Regions from separate parts of the Homo sapiens genome. Here region 1 is linked to region 2. The links are chromatin loops, found by intact Hi-C in ENCODE. Cell type or tissue: mammary epithelial cell. All regions are shown on one strand. Links, peaks and the distances in the headings refer to the core of each region. The heading gives the core; the rest is flanking DNA. Region 1 overlaps SDK1 (sidekick cell adhesion molecule 1). Region 2 overlaps SDK1 (sidekick cell adhesion molecule 1).

Region 1 (10,824 bases), core at 1,774-9,773, 77 kb before region 2:
TAATCGCATTTTTGCCTTCACTCTTTTAATGTACACTGTTACATTCACAGGTACTGTAATCGAGGTTTCATTAACTTCAGAAAATTGCTGAACATCTCTCTCTTCACTGTTTTCTGGATTAGTTCATAAAAGAACCAACTTTCTAAAGTTTAGTAGAACTCAACCATAAAATTCTCTCAGGTGCTTTCTGGGAGGAAAGCTTTTGACTACTTTCTCCATTTCTTTACCATGTATTGGTGAAATCATGTTCTGTATTTCTTAGGATAATTTTTACATTTTATATTTTTTTCTGAGAATTTATTCATTTTATTTAGCTTTTCCCCCAAATTTATTAAGTATACATTTTGTTCCAATAAAATCATTTGAAAATTTCTTTGGTCTACAGCTATTTCCTTTTTTGTCATTGTCCTGTATTTTTTATTAAAATAAATTTTTTTTTGAGAGTCTCCCTCTGTCACCCAAGATGGAAAGTAGTTGCGCAATCTCGGCTCACTGCAACCTCAGCCTCCTGGGTTCAAGCAATTATCCTGTCTCGGCCTCCCAAAGCAGCTGGGACTACAGGTGCCAGCATTGTCCTGTATTTTATTTTTAGCTTCTCTTTTCTTTCTTTTTGAGTCTGTCAGAGGTCTATCTTATCTTTCAAAGAATCAAGTTTTGATTTTAACCTTCTCTATCATGTCAGGTGTTATTATTATTATTCTGTATTTCATTGCTTTCTGTACTTACCTTTATTTTTCTATCTTGTTTCCTTGAAATTTGCTTTGTGTTCTTTTTACCAACTTTTTGGCTCATTTTTTATCTTTCTTGTTTCCTAATATTTAATAAACTATATGTTTAATAAACTATGTTTATTTAAGCTATAAAGTCCTTTTAAGTACTGCTTGAACTACATCCTACAAATCTGAAATGTCATGTTTTCACTGTCTTTCAGTTCTAAATATATCATAATTTTATTTTTTTAATTCAATAGCTATTTAGAAATATGTTATTTAATTTGTAACCACAAGCGGTTTTTTGGGAGTTAGGGACTATCATTTTATTAGTAATTTCTTATTTTATTGCATTATACTGAGTGAACCTAATTTGTTATTGCTTTCATTCCTGGGAAATTGAGGCTTCTTATATGGCATAATACACGGTTTATTTTTATAATCACTCCAAACGAGCTTAAAAAATACACATTGTCTCAAGTATGCAGTTTTAGGTGTATTCCTAACAGCTCATGCTTATTAATTGTATTTTTCAAGTTTTCTCCACCTCTGCCTGCTTTTCAACTGTAGGATTTACTAATTTCTGAGAACAGTGTGTTAAAAATTTCAGCTACAACTGTTGATGTCTCTCTGCAATTCTGTCAATTGTTGCTGGATATATTTTCAAACTATATTGCAGATTACCATTTTTTATGGTTACATCTTCTTGTCATATTCCCTTTATCAATATATAGCATTCCTCTTCATCTTTAATAATATATTTAAGTTACCACTGCTTTCTGTTGGTTCATATTTGTGTACTCTCTCTTCCATCCTTTTATTTCCAACTTCTTTTGAAGTGTGTCTCTTATAACCTATTTTTTGTATCTTGTTTTTCCGCCCCATCTGAGAATACATCTTTACGATGGATAATCCAGGAATATACGTTGTAATTACTCTAAAACTTGAACTTTTCCAGCTTTTTTTCATATTTTCCATTTACTGTATTTTATTTTTGTTTTATTCTTTCCATCCCACTTCCCCTTTCCTATTTTTGATTGGCTAGATCCAATTTTCTTCTGCTGGTTTAAAAGCTGCACCTCTTGCTTTTCATTTTCACAATGTCTCCCCAGCAGATCCATCTGTATGTTTCTTCATCCCTACCGTCTTTGGTTTCTCCTCCACTCAATAACGGTAACATCTAGAAGTTTAGCTCTGGGTTACTTGCATGTATTTTCTGTTTTCTTATGTCCTAGCCTTCTTTTTCAAGACATCAATGAACTTTGCCAGGGGACTTGATCCCCCTTACCTCCCCTATCTCTTGTAGCTGCCCGTGTATTTGCTTCCCTTCATATTTAAGTATTTCCTCCCAGCATGTTTCAGTGTGGCTCTTTATATAGAAACTTTTATAAGGTCTTGTATAGCTGAAGATACTTCTTATATCCTCACGTGTGAGTGACAATTGGGCTGGAAATAAAATTCAGGGAAGGCAATAGGAGAGGCAAAAGCAGAACTTAACGTGATTGCACTTAGTGCCACCAAACAGTACACTTAAAAATGGTAAGTTTATGTTATGTATACTTTATCATAACTTAGAAAAAATAGTTTTAAAAACCAGTTTCCTCCAGACTCTCCAGACACCTATGGCTGCCTCGTCCACAGGCTGCAGCTACCCGTCTACTTAGCCACTATACAGAAGCTAAAGCCCACTTCAGTCTCCCAAGGGGTTCCTAGCATTTTTGTTGTTAGTTTTTAGCACCCATGCATCCCTCTAGCTTTTATTCTTTCTCAATAGCTAACATGGTATTCAGAACTCAGTAGTATATGCAGTTGACCATCTTGGCTGAGACCGAAACCTAGGCAAATTTTTACACTTACAATCTATGGAAGAAAAGGCCAAAGTACTTTTTATGAACATGTTTTACTTGAACAAATAGAAAATAAAATGTTATCTTAAAGGTAGGGATCAAAGCTGATGATGGCAGGTTATTTTTGGAAACGGTAGAATACGGTCTGGAATCCTTGGAGATAAGAGTCTGTCTTGCACTTGGAAGCATTTTTCACTAGGGTGCTATGCAGTTTCCGAAACATCCAAGTTCTATTCCCCAGGTGAACACTGGCTCTGAGGCAACACATTGTAGAGACAAGGCGTGGCATTCTGTCCCAGATCAACTATGTACACACAGCTGTGGGTTGTTGAAAAACGGAGGCCTAAAATATTTATGAATGCTTATTTCCTCTATATTTTTTCCCACCAGCATTTGTGTTAATCTTTCTCAATCCATTTTAACAAGAAAATGAAAGCAAATGTGCATTTGAAAAGAAAACTTAGAAAAGAAAGTGAAATATTCATGACTTACAGGTTCCTTATAAGAACATGTTCCAAATGCAAGGCCAGTCTTATAATGAATTTTGTTTAAATCCAGATTCAGAGAAATTTATTCAGCTTGCTTGTTAGAAACAGTGTATTCTGGAAGGGAACGTGAGCTCTTTGTAGCCTGGCCTTTAATAATATCTCCTGCAGCTTCAGAATGTTAAAATGGGAAGGCCAAGTATAATCCATATAAGGAGAAAATAAGTCATCAGATTAAAATTGAGGGAACCAGTCTTGATTCAGAAATTATTTACTGAGCATTTACCATGTGCCAGGAATCACACCTGACCCGTAACTACCATTTAGGGAAATAAACACCACCACCACCACCTTAGGGGTGGCCTACCCACAGGGAAAACAGTGCTCATGAGAAAGCTTATGTTCTCAGAGATCTCCGAGTTTCACTGCTTGTGGAGTCTAACACGTAGAAACACACCTATGAAACCCAGGAACAAACAAGTGACCAGAGAGGAGACAGTGTCTTTCTTTTCTTCAATAAAAGCTCCATCCCTGACGCCCAAGGAAAGCAGCTCAGATGTGTTTTTGTCAAAAAGTTGGCTTAATATCCTAAAGCCAAGAGGCAGTCTTTTGAGGGTGTTAGGGATCAACCCCCTGCCCTTGAAGAAAAACAAGGAGAGTAAAAAGGAAGGATTCTAATAGAACTGTGGAGACAGATCAGGATGAAGCAAAGATTTCCTGGCAGGTCTCTTAGGTAACAGGTGCCTTTCTCCCCTACCCTCATCAAGCTTGCAATCTAGCATTGCACTAGGGGTGGGGAAGGGGGAAGGGAAGGAAAGAAATTCAATATCCTCACCACATAAAACATATAGTATGTTAGATGTGATAAGTGCCAAAAGAAAAAAAATGTGAGAAAGGACCTTATGTTTGGGGGTTGGTGCGAAATTGTAGGTGGAATGAATGGGGATGACCTCATTGAAATGTTTTGAGAAAAGACTCAAAGGAAGTGTAGGAAACAGCCATCTGGACACCTTCGGGAAGAGCAAATGCAGACCCCAGAAGCAGCAGCAACTCGGGCAGGTTGGAGGAACAGGAAAGAGGCCAGAGAGGCTGGAAGAGCAGAGCTGGGGAGGGGTAGTAGGAGAGGAGGATACAGAGAGGGCTCTGCCAGGCCCAGTGGAGACGTGGGTCTGAACTCTGTTTAAATGGGTGGCCACTGGAGAGTGCTGAGAAGGGTGCCACCTGCTCTGATGTTTTTACAGGATCGTGCCAACGCTGTGTGGAGACTGGGCTGTGGGGTGCAAGGGAAAACCCACAGGCCAGCTAAAAACCCAGTGCAGGAATCCAGGTAAGAGACAATGGCGGCAGATTGGTAGCAGTAGTAGGAATGGTTAAAAATGACCAAATTCCAGATATATTCTCAAGTCAAACCCAATGATACTATCCAACACACTGGATATAAGTTTAAAAAAAAACAAAACACACATCAAGGATGACTTAGAATTTTTTTTCTCAATCAACTGGAAAAACACACTTGCCATTAACTAAAATGGTAATTACAGAGATGAAATAAAGATAAAAGACATACATTTGGATATCATCAGCATATAGACAGTACATCAATAAAATGTAATTAATTGGACATTTGTATTTTTCAAAAGCAATAGAAGTACGTACTTCTAAAGATACGCTAGGGTATTCAAGATAAACAGTGTATTTTGCGGAAGCATAATATTTTATGATAAGTAACATTTAAAACAATCTCTATGATAAAACAAACATTCCTAATACAAAGAAGAATTCAATTTTGTATGGGTTATTAAGATAAAACACCAGGCTTCAAAGAAATGTGCTCATGACAGGTTGCTTTGAGCTATCTCCTGTCTCCTGGGGCTACACATTTCTGTCTTCTGCCAATACAAGTGTTTCCATGTTCTTCAAAGTTGTGAGGTGCTGAGTACTTTTTAAGTTTATTCAACATCAATCATCCTGAAACATTTATTGTCAAGCACTATACTAGGAGCAAGGGATACAGTGAACAAAACAAAGACCAGCCTTGTGAAGTCTATAATCTACAATTTACACTGACATTAAGTTCATCTGTGCTTGTTTCCGTTTAGATTTTTGTGTTTTTTTTTTTTTTTTGAAAAAATACAATGTCATCTCTATTCATACTTTACAGCGTTACCTTGAGGTTCAAATATTTATGATTTAAAAACTATTTAGAAATCACAAATGGACACAGGTGAGTTGTGTCAACACTACTGTTAAAACAGGGCTGCAGGCAGATAAAGTGAAAGCTCTTGCAAGACACTGGTGGTGAATCAGAAAAGAGCGTCAATGAATGACTACATCTGAGGAAGCTGATTACTACATCTTGGCACTGAACCAGGCTGCTTCTAAGTATCCTGGCACTTAAAAAAAAATTTGAAACATTCATCTTTCTCCATTTTCTGGCAAAAGAAACATAAAAGTTCACTGGCAGAGAAATTTTTTTTCCTGGAAATGGATCCAAGCAGAGTCCACAAAGGTCTTCATAAACACCATGCTGCATAACCGCGGACAATACTTCCAACTACCATTTCACAAAGGAAACAGCAGAACTGTTCAAAATGAGGCTTACTGTGTTGATGTGCTATCAAGTCAGACTTCATCATAGTAAATTACTCCATTATATATCCATGCAACAGTCATTATTCTGTTTGGAATTTTATTTTCAAGTATATATGTAACATATTATATAATATCTATATATCGTAAGTTCAGCATCTGACTTACACACTAATGGCTTCAAGGAAAGTAATTTCAGTCAGAGGGAACATGCTTGCTTCCTATTTTCATTCTTAACCCTTCAAAAAAATACATCCTGTATGCAACAGGATATTTTAAAACAATCAGCCATTCCTTCCAATACCCATTAGCCAAAGCCTTCTTTCAAACAATCTAAGTAGTCTTGAGTAGAGTGAGGGAAAAATGATTATGTGAATTTGTAGCAGAATATACATTTGTCTAATGAAATGCATATAGCAGTCTACAAAAATTATTTGTTTAAATGCTTCTTAAGAAATAATTTTGACAGTCTCTAATATAGACTGCCTTGTCATTAGCAGAGGAGAAAAATTCTGCTGAATTAAAAAACTGAACAATTAAGCATACTTTGAAAATTATTTTTATGTTCATGATTTAACTGCCATTTAGATATCTTGACTTGATAATCTCAGACACAGGCTTCAGCAGCTGCTGGATCCCAGCGGTCGCTCTAACAGCTGTGTCTGCATTGCCCCTCTGCCCCCTCCCAGCTCTTACTCCCTTCACAGAGCAATAACCTCTCCCTCCCTGTCCACATGGCCTGTACCAGGCCAATCACTGCCTCTTGCCCAGTGACTGGAAAAGTGTAGGGCTGTGATCCAAGCCAGGCTAATTCTAATCTTCTCTATGATCTTTTCAAACAAATCCTGGAATACAGAAGTTATTTCCTTCAGACTGCAGGACTGGTCAAAGAAGATACTGGAAACCACCAATGATTCCACTGCAGGCAGTATGTGCCAAAATCCAGGGAGAAGAAAGTATGAGATGGAAATAAAAAGAATGTGTCCTAGGTTCCAAACTCTGAGGATACTAGAGCTCTCTTGTCCCCTCCAGCAACTCCTTTGATCCTATGGCCTACTCCAGAAATCTCCCATTTTGCTCAAGTAATTTCTTTGAACATATGAAAAGAAATGTCATATGAAATTGTCATTTCTGTAAGCTAAAAACATCTGATTCGGCAACTATACCGGCCATTTCAATAGAATATGCTGGCTTTACGCATGCCACGTGGCATCTAAAGTCTTTGGGGACTATAACTGTGAATACTTAAGGGAAACTTCAAACTATGAGACAGGAACAGGGTCGGGGGGTGGGGGAGGGAAACAAAACTATGCTTTGTCTAATACTGATAATTGCTGTTAAAGACAATGTACAAGCATACTTTTCTATTTACATATGGTATGATCTACATGTGATCATGTAAAACTACTAGGAATGCAATGTCTCAACATAACATGGAGATGCAGACGTGTGAATGAGAACAAGGTCTCTGGAGTCATACAGTCAGGGTTCAACTCCTAAAGTAACAAGCTGCTAGCTTTTTTTAATCGAAAATTTAACTGAGATAATAACAGATTCACATGCAAGTTATAGGATGTAATACAAAGAGATTCTGAGTACCCTTTACTGAGTTATCCCCAATGGCAACATTTTGAAAGCCTTAGTACAATGCTGGGACCAGGATTTCTTTGACATGGATATAATCCAATTATCTTACTCAGATTTCCTCAGTTTGATATTTACTTGTAGGTGTGTACTTAATTCTATAAAATGTTAGCACATGTGTGGGTTCCTGTGTCCATCACCACATCAAGACACTGAACATTTCTATTGCCATCAGGACCCCTGGTCTTGCTCTTTTGTGACCATAGCCACTACCCTCTCTCCATTTCCCTAATGGTTACAGGACTCTTCAGATTATCTATTTCATCCTGGTTGAGTATTAGTTTGCAGTTTTTGACAAACTGACCTCATTTCTTCTTAGTTGGAAAATGTGTGAGTGTAATCTTGTCCTTTATGAGTCCTTTAGTGGCTTTAGGATCTGTACTGTTGTCCCATTTCATTCTTGATATTACAGATTTGTGTCCTCTTTTCCTCTCGATTTTGTTACAGATTTATCAATTTTATTAAAGTTTTTAAAGGACCAGGTTTTTGATACATTGATTTTTTTTCTACTGTTTCCCTATTTTCAGTTTTGTCGACTTTTGCTTTTATTATCTCTTTCCTTCTGCTTGTTCTGGATTTATTTTGCTCTTCTTTTCCTAATTTCTTGAGGTATTAACTTAGATTATTGATTTGAGACCTTTCCTTATTTTTTAATATTTTTAATTTTTGTGAGTCTACAGTATGTGTAAATATTTAAGGGGTACATGAGATATTGTGATACAGACATACAATGTGTAATAATCACATCAGGGTAAACGGGGTATGGGTATCCATCACGTAAGTACTAATCCCTTCTTTGTGTTACAAACAATCCAATTATACTCTTCTAGTTATTTTATTTTTATTTATTTATTTGAAACAGAATCTCACTCTGCTGCCCAGGCTGGAGTGCAGTGGCGTGATCTTGGCTCACTGCCTCCTGCCTCAGTCTCCAGAGTAGCTGGGATTACAGGTGTGCACCACCACACCTGGCTTAATTTTTGTATTTTTAGTAGAGACGAGGTTTCACCAGGTTCGCCAGACTGGTCTCAAAATCCTGACCTGAGATAATCAGCCTGCCTCAGCCTCCCAAAGTGCTGGGATTACAAGGTGTGAGCCACCACACCTGGCCTCTAGTTATTAAATGTATAATAAATTATTGACTTTAGTCACCCTGTTGTACTATGAAATACTAGATCTTATTCATTCTAACTATATTTTTGTACCCATTAACCATCCCTACTTGCTGCACCCCCACCAACCTTTTCCAGCCTCAGGGAACCATTCTACCCTTTATCTCCATGAGTTCAATTGTTTTACTTTTCTTAGCTCCCATAAATGACTGAGAACACATGAAGTTTGTCCTTCTGTGCTTGACCTACTCCACTTAACAAAACGAGTGTTGTTGCAAATGACAGGATCTCATTTTTCTTTATGGCTGAATATACTCCATCGTGTATATGTATCACATTTTCTTTATCCATTCATCTGCTGAAGAACACTTAGGTTGCTTACAAATGTTGGCTATTGTGAATAGTGCTGCAAAAAACATAGAAGTACAGATACCTCTTCGGTATACTGATTCCTTTCTTTGGCATATATACCTAACAGTGGCTTTGCTGGATCATATGGTAGCTCTATTTTTACTTTTTTGAGAAACCTCCAAACTGCTCTCCATGGTGGTTTCCCTAATTTACATTCCCACCGATAGTGTATGAGGATTCCCTTTTCTCCACATTCTTGCCAGCATTTGTTACTGCCTGTCTTTAAGATAAAAGCCATTTTAACTGGAGTGAGATGATACCTTGTTGTATAATGGTTTTGATTTGCATTTCTCTGATGATCAATGACGTTTAATACACCTGTTTGCCATTTGTATGTCTTCTTTTGCAAAATATCTATTCAGATCTTTTGTCCATTTTTTAATCAGATTATTAAATATTTTCCTATAGAGTTGCTTGAACTCCTTATATATGCTGGTTACTAATCCCTTGTCAGATGGATGGTTTGCAAATATTTTCTCCCACTGAATTGTCTCTTTGCTTTGTTGATTGTTTTCCTTTGCTGTGCAGAAGCTTTTTAACTTCATGTGATCTCATTTGTCCATTTTTGCTTTGTTTGCCCATATTTGTAGAGTATTACTCAAGAAATCCTTACCCCATCCAATGCCCTGGAGAGTTTCCCCAATGTTTTCTTTTACTAGTTTCATAATCTTCACATCTTAAAGTTTTTAATCCATTTTGATTTTTGTATGTGATGAGACATAGAGGTCTAGTTTCATTCTTCTGTATATGGATATCCAGTTTTCCCAGCAACATTTACTGAAAAGAGTGTCCTTTCCCCAATGTATATTCTTGGCACCTTTGTCAAAAGTGAGTTCACTGTAGGTGTATAGATTTATTTCTGGATTTTAATTTTGTTCCACTGGTCAACTTGCCTATTTTTATGCCCATACCATGTTGTTTTGGTTACTATAGCTCTGTAGTATAACTTCAAGTCATGTAAATGTGACTCCTCAAGTTATGTTCTTTTTGTTTAGGATAAATTTGTCTATTCTTGGCTTTTTGTGGTTCCATTTAAATTTTAGGATTGTTTTTCTATTTCTGTGAAGAATTCATGGGTATTTTGATAGGGATTGCATTGAATCTATAGATTGCCCTGGGTAATATGGACATTTGAACAATATTGATTCTTCAAATCTACAAACATGTAATATCTTTCCATTTTTTTGCGTGTCCTCTTCAATTTCTTGCAAAAAGTTTTATAGTTTTCCTTACAGGGATTTTTCACTTCTCTGGTTAACTTAATTCCTAGTATTTTTTTGTAGCTATTGTAAATGGGATTAGTTTCTTGATTTCTTTTTTCAGATTGTTTGTTTTTGGCATAGACAAATACTACTCCTTTTTGGATGTTAATTTTGTATTCAGCAACTATAATGAATTTGTTTATCAGTTATATTTTTTGGATGAGGGAAAGGTGGCCTAGGTGATTGAAGACTATCTCTCCTACTCTCCTCAGTGCCTCTTTCCTTAGTATGATGCTAAAACCAGGTACTGTGATTGCTCACCTGATTCTTGGTTCTTATGAAGATGATTTTTTCTGTGGGTAATTTGGTGATCCTATGGAGGAGTGAGTACAATCTCTGGAGGCTTCTATTGAACTATCTTTCTCTATCTCTCCTCATTTTTAATGTAGTAATTTAGTGCCATAAATTTCACTCTCAGAACTGCTTTACCTGCGTCCCAAATATTTTGGTATGTTCTGTTTTTGCTTTCAGTTTTATGTATTTTTATTTCCTTTAAAACTTGATCTTTAAATCATGTATTATTTAATAGTGTGTTGTTTCATTTTTACCTGTTTGAAGGTTTTCCTGTTGTCTTTCTGTTACTGATTTCTAATAGACTCCACTACGATCAGAGAGTGCACTCCGCATGAGTTTGGTTGTTTAAAAGTGCTCTATGGCCCAGGATGTGCGCCGTCTTGGTGAATGTCCCACGAATTCTTTGGAAGACTATGTATTCTGTGGTTTCTGGGTGAAGTATTCCAGAAACGTCAATTTAGTCCTGTTGC
Region 2 (10,824 bases), core at 1,540-9,539:
ATACAAGCATTAATGTTAAGTACGATGGTTTAGAAAAATAAGGATTTTCCATAGTGATTCAAAAGGGAGAATACCAGAAATACCAAAATAATGGGTAAAGTTGTATGTTTTTCAACAAATTACTACCCAAAAGGTTAACAGACATATACGATATTACATAAACTTAATATCTAAATTTCAGAGTGTCATAAGGCTTATGCTGACCAGGAGCTGGCACACTAAGACCAGTGGGCCAATTCTAGCCTGCCACATGTTTTTGTAAATAAAATTTTATTGGAACAGAGCTGCACTTGCATTTACATATTGTGTAAGGCGACTTTCACAACACAATGGCGAGCTGAGTGGTTTTGACAGAAGCCATCCGGCCCATTACAAGAAAAAATTGCCAACCTCTGTTCCAGACCATAAAAAGATAGCTAATACAATCTTAGCAAAGCAAATATAACCTTTACACATGTAATAATAGTTTTAATATTTATATAAGATAAACTGGTAGAGAATAAGACAGTTAAGAGAGGCAGAGAGTAATGCACCCTCTTATCAAACATGTGGAATGTTCACAAAAATTATCTAAGTTTTAGGACAAAAGGATATATTTACAAATTAAAAAAATACAAGTCTTCCAAATCTTTTAAAATAAATGTAATAGGATAAAATTAAAACGTGGCTAAAAATCTACTATCTCTACATCTATCTACCTATTGAAATTTAACGCCTTACTTGTGCTTTGGGATGAAGAAAAAAAAACTGAAGAAAAATTTCCATTTTCATCATACATACATAACAAATAAAGCGCACAAAATAAAGACTGGGAAACAGCCACAGCAGGGTCAGAAAAAATCATAGCATAAAATGCATTTACCAGAAAACACAAGAGATTGAAAATAAGTAAACTTAGTTTATAACTTACAAAATTAGGGGGGTAAAAACAAAACCAAACAGGAAAGTAGAATAAATTATTAGACATAAAAAAAGAAATGAATTAGAAAACCAAACAAAAATACCAGCACATTTGAAACCCAGGTTCTTTGAAATGACCCATAAAACTGGCTAAGTTTTGCCAAGTCTAACTAAGAAAAAAGAAAGAAGATCCAAATAAAGTACAATAGAAATGGAAAAGAAAACAACCTCAGATATTAAAGATTTAAAATTTAACTCCATATAATTTTAATTAACATTAAAAGCTAAGCAAAACAGATACTAGAAGAATGTTCTAAAATTTTCATAAGAAAAAAGAAAACAAAAGACCAAATAACCATAGAAGAAATCAAAATTACAGGTAATAATTTAACTCAGGGGGGAAAAAAGCACTAAGCATAGATGATTTTAATGAAGAGTTTTTCAGATCTTCAAAAAATAGATAAAACCAATATTATATAAACTGTCCAATATTATATAAACTGTCCTAATAGTGTCCTAAAAGCACTAGGCATAGATGGTTTTAATGAAGAGTTTTTCAAATCTTCAAAAAATAGATAAAACCAATATTATATAAACTGTCCTAACGGGACAAAGAATAAGATTTTTTAAAAACCTAAGATGTTTTAGAAAGCCACCATAGTTGGATTCATAAATATAATAAGAAAACACACTTACGTGGGAATAGCACTTATGAATATAGATGGAACATTTTTAAATAAAGTTTAAAAATTACCAGAGAGAAAGGTGGAGCAAGATGGCTCAAAAAAAAAAAAAAAAAAAAAACCCTCCAAAGATCATCCCCTCAGCACAAACATCAAAATGAACAACTATCCATACAAGAAAGCATTTTCATAACAGCTAAAAATCAGATGGGAGATGACAGGACCTGGTTTTAGCTTAACAAGAAAAGATGCATTTAAAGGGGTAGGGAAGACAGTCTCACATTACCTACACCCTGGTACCTCATCCCCAGGCAGCACAGCCTGGAGGGAAAACACCTATGCTTGGGGTAGGGAAAGCAAAGTGAGTGTGGGACTTGGCATTGGAACTAGGTGTTAGCCCTGCCACGGTGGAACCCAGCACTGAACTCAAACAACTCAATCGCAAATAAGCAAATAATCTGATTTTTAAATGGGCAAAGTATCTGAAGAGACATTTCTCAAAAGAAGACCTGCAAATGGCCACCACGTCTAGGGAAAAAATGCTCAATATCACTAGTCATTAAGAAACGCAAATCAAAACCACAGTGAGATTTCATCTCACCCCAGATATGATAGCTATTATCAAAAAGACAGAAAATAACAAATGCTGGCTAGGATGCAGAGAAAAAGAATGTTCATACGGTCTTGGTGAGAATGTAAATTGGCAGAACTATTATGGAAAACAGTATGGAGGGTCCTCCAGAAATGGAAAATAGAACTGCCATATGATCTAGCAATTCCGCTGCTGGGTATATACCCAAAAGAAAGGAAATTAGTCTATCAAACAGATGACCTGCAGTCCCACGTTTACTACAGCTCCATTCACAATAGCCAAGATATGGAATCAAGCTAAATGCTCATCAACAGATGAATGAACAAACAAAATATGTTATGCTTCCACAAAGGAATACTATTCAGCCACTGAAAAAATGAAATGCTGTCATTTGCAGCAACACGTTTATAACTGGAGGACATTAAGCGAAAGTCAGGCCCAGAAAGACAAATATCCCATGTTCTCACTCCTATGTGGGAGCTAAAAAAAACCGATCTTGTGGAGGTAGTGAGTGCAACAGTGTTTCCCAGAGGCTAGGAAGGGCAGGGGAGAGGAAAGTGTGAGGCGAGGTTGGTTATGGATACAAAACCACAGTTAGAGGAAAGGAATAAGTTCTAGTGTTCAACAGCACTGGCAGGAGACCATAGTTAACTATTGTACAGTTAATCCTTGAACAACTCTGGTTTGAACTGCCAGGATCCACTTATACAAGGATATTTTTCCAACCAAACTGAAAATATAGCCGTTCCTCGGTCTACATGGGGAACTAGTTCCAGGACCCTCATGTTTACCGAAATCCTCACACACTCATGTCCCGAAGTCGGCCTTGTGGAACCTCATATTCAACAAGTCAGCCCCCATATATGTAGGTTTCGCATCCAGTGAATATGTATTTTCGATCTATGTTTGGTTGAAAAAAAATGTGTGTATACATGGACCCATGCAGTTCAAATCCTACAAAACTGTACAGTATTGGAGGGATGTGAATTCATGGATACAGAAGGTGAAATTTTGTATCCGTGGGTTTGGCAGGGCCACCTGTGGACTGGAGCATGCTTCGATTTTGGTTATACAGGGGACCCTGGAATCAACCCCTCACATATACTGAAGTAAGGCATTTCTTAAATAGCTGCAAGAGAATATTTGGAGTATCCCCAACACACAGAAATGATAAATGTTTGAGGTGACAGATATCCCAATTACCCTGATTTATTACACATCATATGCGTATATCAAAATATCACATGTACCCCATAAATATGTCCAACTATTATGTATTAGTTAAAAACTAAAAATAAATTTTAAAATGTTAGACAAGTATTATGGCCATGTAGAGCTTATCCAACGTATATATAAACATTTTAATGATAAAGAGGAGAAAAAAGAAATGTTCCAATGAATTTACTATAGTCATGTATTAAAGGAGAAACATCATGTAACTATCAGAGACTGAAATAAATATCATCTAATAGTACTGAACACCCATTCCTAACAAAAATGCTTAGCAAATTCTGATAAAAGGTATATATCAAAAATTTAGAGAAAATATTACATTTAATGGTAAAATATTAGAAGCATCCATTAAAATGAAGAAGAAAACAAGGATATCTGTTCCACTTGTTAAAATCCCGCATTGTAGTGGTGCAGGGATTGCAATAAGATAAAAATTTAGAGACAGAAATATTCACAAGGAAATGATTATCACAATTTACAAACAATATGATTATTCACCTAGAAAATCAGAGGCAATCAGAAAAAGTAAGGGATTTTGGCAAGCGCAAAACATACAAGGTGAACACAAAACTCAACAGCCTTCTTACATCTTCAATATAGCCAATTTAAGCATTTAATAGGAAAGAGCAACATAAATGGAAAAGTGGGTATAAAACTAAAAAAAGGTGGCAAGATCTTTATGAAGACAACTATAAAACTTGACTAAAGGACATAAAAGAAGCCTGAATAAACTAAAAGATATACTCTATTCAGAAATGCTAGGACTCAATACTGTAAAGATGTCAGTTTTTAACAAAGTAATCTATAAAGGTAACCCCTATCCTCATCAAAATTCAAACATGATTTTTCAGGAACTTGACAAGCCAATCCTAAAACTCACATAAAATATGTAAGAAAACTTCTAAAAAGAACAATGAAAAAATTTGAACATTTTAAAAAGTTTACAATATGACAAGTGTTAATTAAACTGGTGTGATTTTAACAAAGCAAGAGAAATCAATTAATAGGAGAGAATTAAAAAGACTTGAAATCATCATTGTTGTCACCAGCATCATCATAGCTAACGTTTACTTAGCACTTATTACGTGTCAGGCAATTTTCTAAGCTTATTACACAGATTATTTCGTAATCAAGATGTACATTTTATGTCCTGTGAGTTGCCTGAGAATCCTTTACCTGTTTTCCTGTTTTGTTGCCTTCAGTAATGCCTTGAATATTGGGTGGAAGCTGCTTTCCTCCAGAGAGGAGTTGTATTTGTTTTTGCCAGTTGCCTGGGTACACAACTACTTGAAGACCACGTTGAATTGTTTGCTGGAGGTTGTTTTGGACCTCCCCAGTAGGATAGCAGGAATGTGCAGGGAAGACCTGTGGGAGGCCCTCTGGTGGTCATCAATTCTCAGAGAAGCGCTTTCCTTGCTACTCCAGTGAGTTAAGGCTTGTTTCCTTCTCTCTTCTGCGCAGAGATTTCTTTCTCATTCACCTTTTACATTACGGACTTTAGGGTTCCAGATTTATTCAGCAATAAATCTTGGAGCTTCCCACTTTGTAGAAACCATGGGCTTTATTGCCTATCTCCGGAGTCCCATGCAGCCATCAAAGCAGACACTCCCGGCCCTTGAGTTCAGAAAGACGGTGAAGGCAGTCTAAGAGCTCGCTGCCCTCCCTAGAGTCTGGCTTGCCCTTTTTCACCCTGCCAATTCCGTCTTCTCTTGCCTGGTCAGAAATACATTTTCAATAGTTTTTTACATCTCTCCTCTAATATTTTTAATTGTTGTTAGTAGGTAGGTAGTTTAAGGTATCTGATCGATGAATAGACTGTAAAACTATGTGTTTTTTACACACCAGTATTACCCTATTTTATTCCTATAGCTTTACAATGTCTGGTAGGATATGTCCCTGAACTTTACTTTTGCATGGCTTGCCTTTTTTCTTTAATAGATGTTTGACATTTTTATATGTTTTGATTATTAATCCCTTATTATATTTTTTTCAAGCTTTGCTTTTTGATGTGAGGCAGGGCTTTAATAATTTATTTCCATAAAGGACGGCTGATTTGATTAAGCATTCCTTTCTCACTGTATCAGTCAGAGTCCTGGCAGAAAACAGACTGTGCAATCAACAGGGATAATTTGGAAAGCATTTAATAAAGGGAATTTCACAAAAGGTAGGACAGTTTAGTAAAACCAAATAATGCCATGCCCTGGAGCAAATGACAACTGCTGTTTGCACCCCTAGGCCTTAAGGCATAAGAGCAGGGAAGCAGAAACTAGATGCTGAGAGGACAGAGTGGACAGGGTCCCTGACACGAGCCGTGACCTTTCCCAAGGGACACAGTGAGCCCTGAGGTAACCCTGTACACAGGAAGGGCTTGTATGTGGGAAGGAAGGGTGGTTCAAGGGTCAGAATAAATACCTGGACCTAATTCTTTGCCCTCGTTTCTCACTGGCTGGACCCAGTTGGTAGCCACCAGGCAGGAGGCTCACTAACAGTCCAAAGAGGTCAGACTCTGGGAGCACAGAACAGCGTGTAGAGGGCATATCTAGAGGAGTACATCGAAGACATCGGCACATCCTTGACTGACAATTCTGCCTTTTTTAAATCTATCACACTCAATAAACGAAACTGTACCAGGATGATATGCAGTCACTACAGTCAGATGAACAGAGTTCAAGTCCAGCTTCTGCCACACACTAATTGTGTGATCTTGAACAAGTTACTTAACCCTCTGTGTCTTAGTTTTCTCAGCTGCAAAGTGGAATAAAAATACCTACTGTAAAGGATTATTGCCCAAAAAACAACTTTTTAAATTGCCTCTTAAAATTTTTTAAGTAAAATAGTTTTAAAAAGTGAAAGGACAAAATAAAATGGTAAAAATAATTCAAATAATTCCAAATGTATTAGTAATCATAGTAAGTATAACTCTTTGAAATTCTCTGATTTAAAACAAGTATTGTCAGAATAGGTAAAAAATTCAAAATCTATATACATAATGCACATACATAATGCTTACCAGAGACACACTTAAAACACAAGGATACCAACAGAAAGAAGGTTAAAAGAAGGAAGAAAGATGTACCAGAGAAACACTAACTGGAAGTCCGATGCCAGCGTCACTGGCTACAACCAACAAAGCTGCCTTTCTTTCCAGAAGCTCTAGAGATGAATCCATTTCCTCACCTGTTCAAGCTTCTAGAGGCTCCCTGCATCCTTTGACTCATAGCCCCTGTCAACGTAAAATAAACGAGAGACTGGCTTTCCAAAACAGTTTATTCAGGAATAGCAGGGGACTACAATCCATATGCACGCTATGGCAGACCCATAGGTATATCCAAACAGGCTGAGACAAGAGAAGCTTTTAAAAGGAAAAAATGAGAAGTCCACATGAGCTGTCTTGAGACAAAGCTCTCTGGTTGCAGGAGCTGGAAGGAGGCAAGTGTCCATGGGCAGGCAGCTTATCGGGAACACCGAAGTTCTTCCGGTAGTTCCTACATGAGCGTATGTGCACGAGGCAGGCAGCTTATCTGGAACACGGAAGTTCTTCCAGTAGTTCCTACATGAGCGTATGTGCAGGAGGCAGGCAGCTTATCCGGAACACGGAAGTTCTTCCAGTAGTTCCTACATGAGCATATGTGCACGAGGGCGCCTTCTTCATGGCCTCGCGGCTCCATTTCCTTAGGTTTTCACATGAGCCACTCTGTGTTGATACCGCTAGCTTTCACGCCCCCTTCCATCTTCACAGCCAGCAATGACCTGCTGAATCCTTCTCATGTCACACCACTCTTCTTCTGCCTACTTCTTTCACATTAAGGACTTGTGATTATACTGGACCCACCTGGATAATCCAAGATTAGCTCTGTATTTGAAAACGAAATGATCAGCAAGCTTAATTCCTTCTGCTATCTTAATTCCCCTTTGCCATGTAAAGGGACATATTCACAGGTTCTGACGATTGGGATGTAGACATCTTTACTTTGGGCGTGGACAGGTGAGGGGGCATTATTCTGCCTATCACAGTACCTAATAACATAGCTTCAAAGCATATAAAGAAAAAATTGAAAGAACTAGGAGAAAATTAGAGGTCTCTCATTTAATGAAAAAAAAAATTTTTTTTTTTTTTTGAGATGGACTCTCGCTCTGATGCCCAAGCCAGAGTGCAGTGGCACGATCTTGGCTCACTTCAACCTCTGCCTCCCAGTTTCAAGCAATTCTCCTGCCTCAACTTCCTGAGTAGCTAGGACTACATGCACACGCCACCATGCCCAGCTAAATTTTGTATTTTTAGTAGAAATAGGGTTTCACTATGTTGCCCAGGCTGGTCTCGAACTCCTGACCTCATGATCCCCCCACCTCGACCTCCCAAAGTGCTGGGATTACAGGCGTGAGCCACCATGCCTGGCCTTAGTGAAGTAATTTTAACATATCTCACTAATTGCTAATCAGAGCAAAAACAATCATTAAATATATTGACAATTTAGACAATATGATTAACAGATATTTTTAGAGCCCTGTATCCACCAATTGGACAATAGATATTCTTTTTTTTTTTTTTTTTTTTTTTGAGACACAGTCTCACCCTGTCACCCAGGCTGGAGTGCAGTGGCACAATATCGGCTCACTGCAACCTCTACCTCCCGGGTTCAATCGATTCTCCTGCCTCAGCCTCCCAAGTAGCTGGGACTACAGGCACACACCACCAGGCCTGGCTAATTTTTATGTTTTTGGTAGAGACGGGGTTTTGCCACGTTGGCCAGGATGGTCTCGAACTCCTGACCTCAAGTGATCCGCCCTCCTCAGCCTCCCAAAGTGCTAGGATTACAACAGGTGTGAGCTGCCACACCCAGCCTGAACAATAGATATGCTTATGCAAATGTGAAACATTTATGAAAAGTGACCACATACTGGACCATGAAGTCAGTCTCAACAAGTTCTAAACAATCAGTTTAATACACCTCAAGTCCTCTAAGCACAATGCAATCAAGTTAGAAATCAGTATTTCAAAAAACATTATGACATTTTTCACATAAAAACACATTTCTAAATAATCCACTGATTAAAGAAGAAATCATAAAGCTAAAGTATACATGAAAAATAATAAAAACACCATATATTGGAACTAAGCAGCAAGTGATTAGAAAAAAACGTACACATTTAAATGTTCAAATGATAAAAGAATATAGGCTGAAAATAAACAAGCTAAGCATCAAATTCAACAAATTTAACAATTAGGAAAGGAACGACAGTATAAACATGAATCAGGTAGAATCAAGGAAATAATAAAAGAGCAAAAATAAATAAAGATTCAATAATTCAATAAAACCTTTGATTCTTTGGAAAGTCTAATAAAATCAATAAACCTCCAGCAACATTGATCAAGAACAAAGAAAAAGGCCCACACAAATGCAAAAAGACTTATAGATACACATAAAATTTGTGATAACTGAATATGCAACTTTAAAAATAAAGTTATTTTTAAAGTTGAATATATTTAAAGAGAATATGTAAATATGATACTCCTAGGTTATTTTTCTAATAATTACCATAGTTATGTTCTCAAAAATTTTCCCCAAATTGAAAAATAAGAAAATGAAGCTCTCATTTATAAGAGCACTAATAATATATTATGCCTAAAATACATTAAAAGGGATGGAGTGAATCTATCTCAAAAAATAAGTCAACACTCTCATCATTTATAAAATTTATAAACTTCTAATCAAAACTCCAAGAAGTTATTTCATAAAACATAAAATAACTCCCAAATTAATCCCAAAGAATAAAGGGGAGGTAATGGCCATGAAACTTCAGGAAAATAATGAGGGATATTTTCCCTGAAAACATTAAAATATATTACAAAAGGATAATACTTTATAATTTTTTACTGATACAGTGATTTAAAGACAGATTAGTGGAACAAAACAGAAAATTCACCAACAGCCTAAAGTTTCCTAAGGAGTATGTTGCAAATCAATAGGAAGGATATAATTCAATACATATGGGAAACTGTTTAGGAAAAAAAGTAAAGGCAGATCTCTAACACACACCATAGGACAAAACACTGTATGTAAGGATTCAAACACCTGTGAAACGAACAAATCAGTAAGAGGAAATACAGATAAAATTTCCATCCAACTTCTCATGATACGTTTTATATATAAAAAACCATAAAGCAGGCCAGGTGTGGTACCTCACACCTGTAATCCCTGTGCTTTGGGAGTCTGAGGTGGGAGGTTCACTTTAAGCTAGAGGTTCGGGACAAGCCTGAACAACATAGTGGGACTCTATCTCCACAAAAAAATTAAAAATTAGCTGGGTGTGGTAGTGTGTGCTGAAGTCCCAGCTACTAAGGAGGCTGAGGCAGGAGAATCCCTTAAGCCCAAGAGTTTGAGGTTGCAGCGAGCTATGACTGCACCACTGCACTCCAGCCTGGTGGACAGAGTGAGACCCCCATCTCTTAAAAAAAAAAAAAGAAAAAAGAAAGAAACAAAACCATAGGCCGAGCAGGGTGGCTCACACGTGTAATCCCAACACTTTGGGAGGCCAAAGTGGATCACCTGAGGTCGGGAGTTCAAGACCAGCCTGGCCAACAAGGTGAAACCCCATCTCTACTAAAAATACAAAAATTCACCAGGTGTGGTGGCGCACGCCTGTAATCCCAGCTACTCAGGAGGCTGAGGCAGGAGAATGGCTTGAAGCCAGGAGATGGAGACTGCACTGAGCCAAGATCGCGCCGCTGCACTCCAGCCTGAGCGACAGAGCAAGACTCTGGCTCAAAAAAAAAAAAAAAAAAAAAAAAGGAGAAAACCATAAAGCAAAAATGAAGTGTTAGGATATTTCAAGCTACAAATAGGAAATCTCAACTAGCTTAAACAAGGAAGTACTTTAATGGCTCATGTAATTCCAAAGTACAGAGGAAGGTCACAATCAGACTCATTTGATCAGTCTTGTTCCATTTCTCTGCCATTCTCTCAAATCTGCCCTCTTCTTGCACATGCTAGCTTCTTCAGCCATATGGCTTCCCTCACGCCTACAGAGTCTCCGTCCTTAGGCCTGCATGCCTCACCAGTTAGAGGAGTTCCTCTTTCCCCACTTACTGCCAAAAGCCCTAGTTATACACCCATCTCTTAATAGTCACGAATACCACCCGCTAGTTAGATTAGGCCTGAGTTCCCAGTCAGCCACCTTGCTGGGTGTATGACTAGGGTCAATCGCTGGGCCTGGGGATGAGGTCATCCAAACCAAACTCCAGCCTCAGTGAACGGTTACAGAGGAAAAAATTCGAGGTTGGAAAAGTTCACTACAAAGTGACTGACAAAATTAACTATATAAAAATACTAAATTTCAACATATAAAATAAATCCACCATTAACAGAATCAAAAAACAATGGCATAGGTAGAAAACACATATGTATTCTGAAACAA

Evidence for each region. A loop is a pair of places that touch in the nucleus more often than their neighbours do. Peaks named below come from ENCODE experiments on the same cell type or tissue, not always from the same donor. Only the 100,000 strongest peaks of a DNase experiment are listed, where the experiment ranks them.
Region 1: it touches region 2 in a loop (6-fold over the local background); 4 of 110 quality-filtered maps call a loop at or near these places.

Annotation. Positions count from the first base shown.
Region 1 is chr7:3,554,100-3,564,923 of GRCh38, reverse strand. The region is part of intron 1 of SDK1 (sidekick cell adhesion molecule 1); the gene reads right to left. Among named protein-coding and RNA genes, the nearest start is that of SDK1-AS1, 210 kb to the right of the region's middle. In mammary epithelial cell, for the core only: no CTCF peak of the experiment used is centred there; a DNase peak (open chromatin) is centred at 5,363.
Region 2 is chr7:3,476,564-3,487,387 of GRCh38, reverse strand. All of the region lies in intron 1 of SDK1 (sidekick cell adhesion molecule 1), which reads right to left. Among named protein-coding and RNA genes, the nearest start is that of SDK1-AS1, 130 kb to the right of the region's middle. In mammary epithelial cell, for the core only: a CTCF peak has its summit at 4,780 (motif pointing left); no DNase peak of the experiment used is centred there.